Linked DNA regions of Homo sapiens: region 1 is linked to region 2. A link is an interaction called in ENCODE POLR2A ChIA-PET data of the cell type or tissue named here. Cell type or tissue: MCF 10A. All regions are shown on one strand. Links, peaks and the distances in the headings refer to the core of each region. The heading gives the core; the rest is flanking DNA. Region 1 has its middle 60 kb from the start of SMIM38. Region 2 has its middle 19 kb from the start of MYEOV.

What was found. Peaks named below come from ENCODE experiments on the same cell type or tissue, not always from the same donor. Only the 100,000 strongest peaks of a DNase experiment are listed, where the experiment ranks them.
Region 1: POLR2A ChIA-PET joins it to region 2 with 6 read pairs; 1 of 35 experiments calls an interaction of 5 or more read pairs at or near these places.

Annotation. Positions count from the first base shown.
Region 1 is chr11:69,213,958-69,218,345 of GRCh38, forward strand. No RefSeq gene overlaps it. Among named protein-coding and RNA genes, the nearest start is that of SMIM38, 60 kb to the left of the region's middle. In MCF 10A, for the core only: no CTCF peak of the experiment used is centred there; a DNase peak (open chromatin) is centred at 2,004.
Region 2 is chr11:69,272,675-69,277,062 of GRCh38, forward strand. No RefSeq gene overlaps it. Among named protein-coding and RNA genes, the nearest start is that of MYEOV, 19 kb to the right of the region's middle. In MCF 10A, for the core only: no CTCF peak of the experiment used is centred there; a DNase peak (open chromatin) is centred at 2,097.

The DNA.
Region 1 (4,388 bases), core at 82-4,081, 59 kb before region 2:
AGGTTTCCTTCAAGTAGAGCAGGTCCTTTCCACTGCTGCCACCCAGAGCACTCGTCTGTGAGCCCAGAGAGCTTCAGGCACCATCTCCTCTGCCCTTACAGCTGCCCTGGAAGAGAGAGGCCCATGTTGCCCCCTCTTCATGGACCAAAAAATTGAGCCCCAGAGAGATAGGCACATGATCAAGGCTTCAGAGCTTGACCACTTGGGCTGACTCCCTGTGACTTGGGCCAGGCCACAGGGGGAAGCAGCAGACAGGCTGTCTATATTCACAGAATCTGGTTTTGTGGCTCCACACACTGCTTGTACCTGGGTGGGAGCTGGTAGACTTCACTGCTACCAGAATGTTCACCCAGGAGGCAGTCAGAATGCATTGAATGAATGACTGCCTGACTATGAAGGAATGAATTGATGATGCAGCCAGTCTGGCAAACTCCAGGGATGACGATCACTTTTACCATTTGGACCAACCAACCAATCGGTTAAATTACCATTCAGCCAACCAACCAACCAACCAACTAACCAACCAACCAACCAATCAATCGGTTAAATAACCAACCAACCAACCAACCAACCAACCAACCAACCAACCAACCAACCAACCAATCAACCAACCAACCAACCAATCAACTAACCAATCAGCCAACCAATTCAATAAGCAACTAACTAAACAACCTAACAACCAACTAACTAATTAACCAATTAAATAACCAACTAACCAACCAACCAATTAAATAACCAACTAACCAATTCAATAGCCAATCAATTGATCAATTAACAAACTCATCTCTCCCTCCCTACCTTTCTGCCTTAATGGGAGTGGCTCTTGTTCCCCTTGCAGGGCTCCCAGTCCATAAGTGCCTTTGGCATACTCCATTTGGGAAGTGGACAGCTCATCTCATTTTCTAAGAACACCTCTGGATTATGCCCCTTGGTGATGTAGCCACCTTCCACTCAGTGATGGTCAACATCTGGAGGTGTAAATAGAATACAGATGAATCCAGACTTGGAGCAGGCCATGGGGTATTCTTAAAGACTCCATGTGTGTCTTGGAGTAGCCCATGTCATATTCAGAATCACAGCTGGGGCTCCAAATCCCACTGGCCTACCCATTAATCTATCACTGTAGACTAGTGGTAGAATTGGTGACCAGATATTCTAGTCTGGGATATGATCTTGGGATCTTAAGAGAACTTTCTGCACTTCAAGGTCCAGTTTCTTCACCCAGAGAAGGGGCTGCCAGGTATACCACGAGATGAGAGTTCCTCCACAGGGGGACACAATTGCAGCAGAGATGGCCAAGGGCAGGAACTCCTACTATCCTCATTTATATATGAGGCAAACAAGACTTGGAGAATTCAAGTGACTTGCTCAAGGTAATGCAGCCAGCCTCAAAGAAAGGGAGCCGAGATTAAAACCCTGGCCCACATGCTCCAGAGCTGGGAGGCTTTTCTGTAGGCCCATCAGGAGATAAGTTATGTCTCCTGGCTGAAGGCCACCTTCCACCTCCCAGCCCCCAAGCCAATTGCATCAGACATAAAGATTTGTTTCAGGGTGTCTTGTTGGTTTTCCAGCTCCAACCTGGCTCAGGATCTCCTTTTGTTTTTTGGACTCATTCCCAGTGCAGAGGTGCCTGGGCTATTAATAGCAGAGGAATCTGGGCTCCATCACCAGCCTTTCCATCCATCCATCCATCCATCCATCCATCCATCCATCCATCCATCCATCAGTCCATCTCATATCTATTTGTCTCCAACATCTGGTTTAGTATAAACATCGATAGAATGAACAAATGCACCAGTGGGCCTTGTGTTGGACACTTTCTGTGTCCTGCCTCAAATCATCTCCACCTTCCTTACTGCAGCCCTTCTGCTGACAGCTGGCTGCATGGGGGCAAAAATCTGACAACACCCACTCCTGCTGCCACAGTCTGTCCTTTCTGCTCTGGGGTTCTCTGCTGCAGTGCCTTTGGGAGCTTCTCAGCCATCTGACTCATGCTGGCGAGGTGTGCACTCTGCAGCAGCGCCAGCTGTAAGACACACCCTCAGATGGGCTTGTCCTCTTGCCCTGTTTCATGCCTCCTGGTCCCTGTTTCTGGGCCTTATCCCCAAAACGTGACACTTGAGTAAGCCCTTTTCTAAGGCTCAGGCAGATCCAAAAGCACATTTAAATATTTTCAGGATTCTGCCGATTTAGAGCAACTAGGATTCCAAAGAAGGAAAACTTACTCAATCAGTTTATTGTCAGAGGCTCCACATCATTCATTTGTTTATTCATTTTTTCGCTTATTCATTCAGTCAGGCCACAAGTTTCTTCAGGACTGGGATCATGCTTGTCCCCATTCTGTTCCTAATGGAGGCTATCCATGTAGTAGTCGCTGGCAAATAACTCTTAGTGACTTAAGTTCAGGAGGCAGAAGCATGGTGAAGGGGGCAGATACTGGGCCAGAAAGACATGCATTCCAATCCCAGCTCTACCACTTTGTAGAAGTGGGGTCTTGGGCATGTCATTTCACCTCTCTGAGCTTCAGTTTTCCCATATGCAAAATGGGCATAAAGATAGCAATTTGAGGGGTTCCTGTGGGGCTGCAATGAGACCTCATGCATCAGGCCCTTCACACAGAGCCTGGCGAGGGCTCATGGTGAGGGATGGGCTGTCACTAATGTGACTGGGAGCAAGCAGCCTTGGGCAGTTGGGCTGGATGTCTGGGGCCTGGCACCCGAACTCTTTTGGCCTGCCTCAGTACCCGAGGCTGCCCGACACATTTCTTGGCCTTAGAAACAGCCAAGAAAATCAGCAGCCCCTGGCTCATCGGTAGAAACCCAAAGAAACAAACACCTTGGTGGCCAGGAGGGGATGGGCACCTTGCCCTCCCAGCGGGACAGCTGACAGCAGGCCTGATGCAGTGATCACAGGCATCTGTGGGGGTGACTAGCCTTGCCCTGGCTGTGTGAGACATTTCCTTGGGAAAAGTCTTGCTCCTTTATGTGCATGTCAGCTGGCTGTGAAATGAGAACTTCTGAGAGGCTTAAAGAAACCCACCCAATCTTTGGAGATCTCTGCCGCCCTCTTCAAGTCTCAATAGCATTTTTCTGCCGACGGCTCGTGACTCACAGAGGCTACATTTGTGACTTTCGTACCCTCAGAATTGGATTTAAAGATAATAAAAATTTCCAATAGGAAAAAAAAATGTCTGGGTTCTGACATTATGCTAAGTCTCCACCTTTTGGGGCTGAGTGCCCAGTGGGGCAAATGCGGGTCACTTTCTTGACAGGCCCAAGGAAGGGTCTCCTTCCAGCAGGAACCTTGGATTCTCGAATCAGTATCTTTCCTGATGCCCAGTGTGAGGTGCAATTCTTGAAAGAACAGACCAGATCAGTTTTTTTTCTGTTCTTTTCTTATCATCAGTTTGTTTTAGCTGTCTTTCAGCAAAAGTTTCATGCATTTCATTTCCTTATGTAGTCCTGACATCATCTCTTAAGAGCAAGACACTGGGATCATGCCCATTTCACAGATGGAGAAAGTGAGGCTCAGGAAGAGGAAATAGCTTGTTCAAAATAGTGCAGCTGGAAAGCAGAGTGTCTGGGACCTGAACCCAGGGCAGCCACCCTGCACCAGCCATGTGTCAGAGCCTTTCTCAGCTCCCACCTGGGCAGGTCATCCCACAACCCTTCGTTTCCTGGCCCCAGCCAGTGGCATCTGAGCTGAAGACGGAGGGCTGAGGATGAGGCTGATGGCTTGTGGCTGGTTGGAGTCTCCACAGACCTGTACCCCACTGCGAGCTTCCATGAGCTGCTGGCGCCTCACAGCCCTGGGCCTGAGCCTAGGTGGGGTCACTCAGGGACATGGGCCTGCCTGCTGCTGAGGCTCTCATTCCTGGAGAGAGAGCCCAGGGAGGGAAGGTGGTGGGGGAACCTCGGGGTTGGAGGCGTGGGCCCCCAAGCATGTCCCGTCCTGCAGACACTCCCTGCTGCCCGGGCTGACCATGGGGGCATCCTGCCTGGTGCCAGCCAGCCCAGCCTTGTCTAGCCTGCCTCTGCCAAGTGGCCCATTTGACTGTCCCCATCTGTTTGCCCATGGAGTCCGGAGGGTGTGCCCTGGCCCAGAGCCCAGCTGCAGCCTGGGAAACACCAGACTCCATCCATGGCTCTTTGTTTTATACTTTATCCAATAGGCAGTAAGGACCTCAGAGAGCATCAGGTCCAGACCTCTTGCCCTGCACAAATGGAGAAACTGAGGCAGAGAGAGGGAAGGGGCAGGTCAGAGGCAGTATGGGGTTGAGTCCTGCGCTCTTTCAAGATTCTGTTGGCTAAATCCATTGTCCCCAGAAGCCCTTGTGCATGTAGTTTTCCATGCCGTGATGGGGGCTGGGGAGTCCCTTGGCATCAAAT
Region 2 (4,388 bases), core at 232-4,231:
TCTCTGTGCCTCAGTTTCTTCCTGTGTAAAACAAGAATAGGAACATCTAGAATGTTATGGAAATTAAAGCTAAAACATGTATTATATTTCTTTACAACAAAATAAGTCTTTACTGAGTTTGGCTTTCTGGAGGAATGGTTGTTACAGGTGGGGCTGTGCCCATGGCTGGCTCCTGGAGACTCCTGGGCTCTGGCCCTGGCTGTGCAGATGGCCATTTGTCCTTCCTGTGCAGCTGACCAGTGCCAACAGCAGGGAGGTCTCTGGGGCCATCAGTGCCATCTGACGCTTGCTGCTCAGATATGGCCGTAGCCTGCAAGGCAAGTCTGGTCTCCCCCGCCCAGAGCTGGTGGCTGCAACCTGAGCCTGCAACCCAGAGGCCTTTGGCCCATGCTCCCAGGACGCAGAGTTTCCTTTGGCCCCTTCTGCCGGTGCACCCCCACCCAAGCCCAGCTCCTGGGCACAGGATGTGTGTGCACTTGGAGCAGAACAGAAATCAGAGCTGGAGGCCTCTGAGCTGCTGTCTCCCCGCCCACCAGGTAGGCCTGTCCCTTCCCCAGGGTAGGTAAATACAGGGTTCTATTTACGTGGCAACGCACGGGGCAGCCAGCGGTGGCAGGTCGGTGGCTTATGCAATGGCAGCGTGGCGCTTGGCAGCTCTGGGGTGCCGTGGGAAAGGGAGGTCTCCCTCATGATGTGACTTGTACCCTAGTCCCGCCCTTGGGGGTGACACCCCGTTTGGACCTGGTTGCCCCAGACAGCCCAGGCAGGCAAGAACACCTGGGCGCAAGGCCTCCCCTGTTGCTTGTCGGCTGGGCTCCAGCCCTTCCTGCAGGACTTTGGGGAGATACGTATTATCAGTTGCAGCATCCACAGGGACCTCCACCTCTAAGAACTCACCAGGTGCCAACACAGCTTCCACGCTTTGTCTCACTTCACCCTCCCTTTGTAGACGGGGAGACACAGAGAAGGGTCTCAGTGTGCATGGTCTCACTCTGCAACCATGCTCTAGGGCTGAAGCCACTGCTCTGGGCCAATTGTCCTCAGCCTGGCCAGGGCTCTGCCTGGGTGCGCCATGGCTTTCCCAAGTCCCCTCCTCCTGGAGGATAGTGGGGCAGCCGAATGCCAGGCAGCAAAGGACCCTCTCCCCACTTTCGCCATCCCAAGGCTCTAGCGGCTAAAAACATCCCCCACCCTGAACTGCTCTGCCAGCTTGAGGCTACCCCCTCTGGAAAGCCCTCCCTGACCTCCAAGTCCCAAGGTTGAGGCTCCCATGAGACCCTGAGCCCACCTCTCTGGACTTCAGTCTCCTCTCTGCCACAGGAGAATAATGGCTTTGAACTTGGAGCCGTCTCGCGGGTGAAAGGAGAAAATCATTGCAAAACTGCTCAGTATCCCACAGGCAGGAAGGGCTCAGCACCCGAAGTGTTCAAGCTATGTCCTGTGGCAGGTGGATGCTTCTACATCACCCGTCCTTGTCAGAAAGCCCTTCTGCAGGCAGCAGCTGCATCTTGCTTCCCTTTGGTCCCTTTCTTGATGCAGGTCCACTACTGTGGAGAGAAGGGAAAAGCCACTGGGCACCAGGTGGGTGGATGGGTGGACAATTGGAAGAATATTTGGACACGTGATCTGATGGCAGGAATTGAGGAAGGAGGGAGGGAAGGAGGACAGCAAGGCAGGGAAGGGAGAGGAGAAGAGAAAGCACCAGCCTTATAGCTCGGTCTACCCTGCAGTCCCTGGAGCCAGTCTGGGGCTATCCCAGCTCACCACACAGTTGCTGCCTGGCTACCCCTCTCTGTGTCTAGTTTTAATTTTTCATCTATCAAAGGGAACATAGCTGAACTAGCCCACTCTGTAGTGCCCTTGTGAGGATTAAACAAAGGAATCATGCAAGAGGACTGTCATGGTACAAGGCTCTCAGTAAGTGACACTTGAGTGTCCTTCCTCCCCAAGCAAGCCGGCTCCAGTTCCCAGCAAGGCCAGGTAGCTGCACGGCCATTCCTGCACTGGGCGTTCCCCCTGCCCGCCTCCCACGCTAGCCCTCCCCACTTGCTTGTTAAAATCCCCTGGATCAGTGCCTCTCCCAGGTATGTCCTGGTTATGTAATCACCGCCCGAGCAGTTACACACCAACTTGAGCTCTTTGCTGGCTCCTGTTTACTCTTTGGCTCAGGGGAGAGTTCCATTCAGAAGAAATTGCTATTGCTTCTCAGCCTTCCCATGGGAAAGCAGCATTAGGGAGGGGTTCAGTGAGCCAGCAGGAGTGGGGGGAGTGGAGGCAGGGGAGGAGTGGGGGGAGCAGGCCCTCACACAGCTCAGGGCTTGCTCCATACGCACAGCTTGCCAGCTACTTTATCTCTTTAAAAACAAAAGTCTCAAATAATTTTTTCACATGACCTCATTTTCTGATATACCTGAATATGGTTAAGAGAAAGGTGGACGATGACCTCATCCCATTCCCTATTCATGACTTGTTACCGTGTTTTGTTGCCCTTGCATTCATTCATGTGTGTTTGCATGCATCTATATACACATCCATCAATCCATCTAGTCACCCATTGATCCATTCATCTATTCATCCATCTATCCATACATTTATCCATCCATCTAGCCATCCACCTACATATTTATCCATCCACCCACATCTCCATCCATCTATCCATCCATCCATCCATCCACCCACCTATACACTCATCCATCCACCCATCCATGTACACATCCATCCATCCATCCATCCATCCATCCATCCATCCATCCATCCAACCATCCATGTATCAATCCATTTATCCATCTATCTATCCATCCACCTATGCACCAACTCATCTACTCATCCATACACACACCCACCCATCTACCCATCCATACACATACCCACCCACCCCTTCCTCCCTTCCATCACATAACATTTGTTGAGTTAATAGTAAAAGAAATAGTGGACTGGGTGTCCTATGACCTGATTTCCATTCTCAGTGCAACCCTTGTGCTGAGGCCAAGTTTGGGAGGGACATCTACCCAGGTCTGAGTCTCAGATATGCCATTTTCTCTTTTGTTCTTGGCCAAACTCTTTCCCTCTTTGAACCTCAGTATCCTCATCTGCAAAACAGGGCGATAAGGATTCTTGTCTTATTATTGGAAGGACATAAAAATAATGTAGACTTGGGAGTTCCTGGAATCATGTGAGCCTCCCGTGGGGACTCTTCAGGTCCTGTGCTTTCGGTGGAGGTGCTAAGATGGTGCAAGAGGAAGCCCTTGCTTTGGAGCTTCCTGTGCAGTGGAGCAGAGGAAGAACCAGCCAGGACTGGTGGGGTCTGTGTTGGATGGAGGTGGAGAAGACTGAGGGGCCTAGGCCACAGAGGGGCACAGCCTCAGGATAGGTCTTGGTGGCCATGGTTGGAGGATTAGATTCAGGCTTTCAAGCAAGGTAGATAATGGCTGCATTGGTATTTTGGAAGGACCCCTCTGTCTGCTGTGGAAGAAAACTAGTAAAGAGACTTGCAGTTGCCTGACTAGACCATGAGACTGAAGAGTAGGGGGTGACACTAAACTTCACAGACACTTTTCCTCCTGAATGCTGAAACTGTGCAGGCACCAGAATCACTGATTTAGGTCTCAGGTGACCCAGATCACACTGGATCTCTGGTCCTTCTGTAATATGGCATTTGTGCCTTATCTTCCCAGCCTGCGTCCCTGGCAGACATTGCTAATCAATTGCAGCTCTCTTTCCCCAGAGCCTAAAACTGTGTGGTCTAGTACAGTAGACACTAGCCATCATTTAAATATGGCTCTTTAAATCTAAATCAATTAAAATTAAATAAAATTAACAATTCAGTTGCTCAATTGCCAGAGTCACATCGTTTCGGTCTTTCTTTTTTAAATTTAGAGATAGGGTCTCACCCTGTCACCCAGGCTGGATTGCAGTGGTGCAATCATTATAGCTCATTGTAACACTGAACTTCTGGGCTCAGGCGACCCTCCAGCTTCTGCCTCTCAAGTAGCCCAGACTAGAGGTGGGCATCACCAAGAACAGATAATTGTTTATTTTTTGTAGAGTTGGGGTCTCACTATGTTGCTCAGGCTGGTCTTGAACCCCTGGTCTGAAGCTATCCTCCCACCTCAGCCCCCTGAGTAGCTGGGGCCACAGATGTGAGCTACCGTGCCCAGCCTACAGCCACATTTCAAGTGCTACTATAGCTATTGGGTACCAGATGGGACGGAGCAGGTACAGAGCATTTCTATTGTCAGAAGAGTTCTGTTGGTCTGTGCTGACCTCAGCCAGGTCCCATAGCCAATTCTGGGTCAGTGAGGAGCTGGGAAGCATAATAAGCAGCCTCTGCGCCTCTCTGGGCTAAGCAGTGGTGAATTTAGCCCAACTTGATGCCCCCCATGCTCATA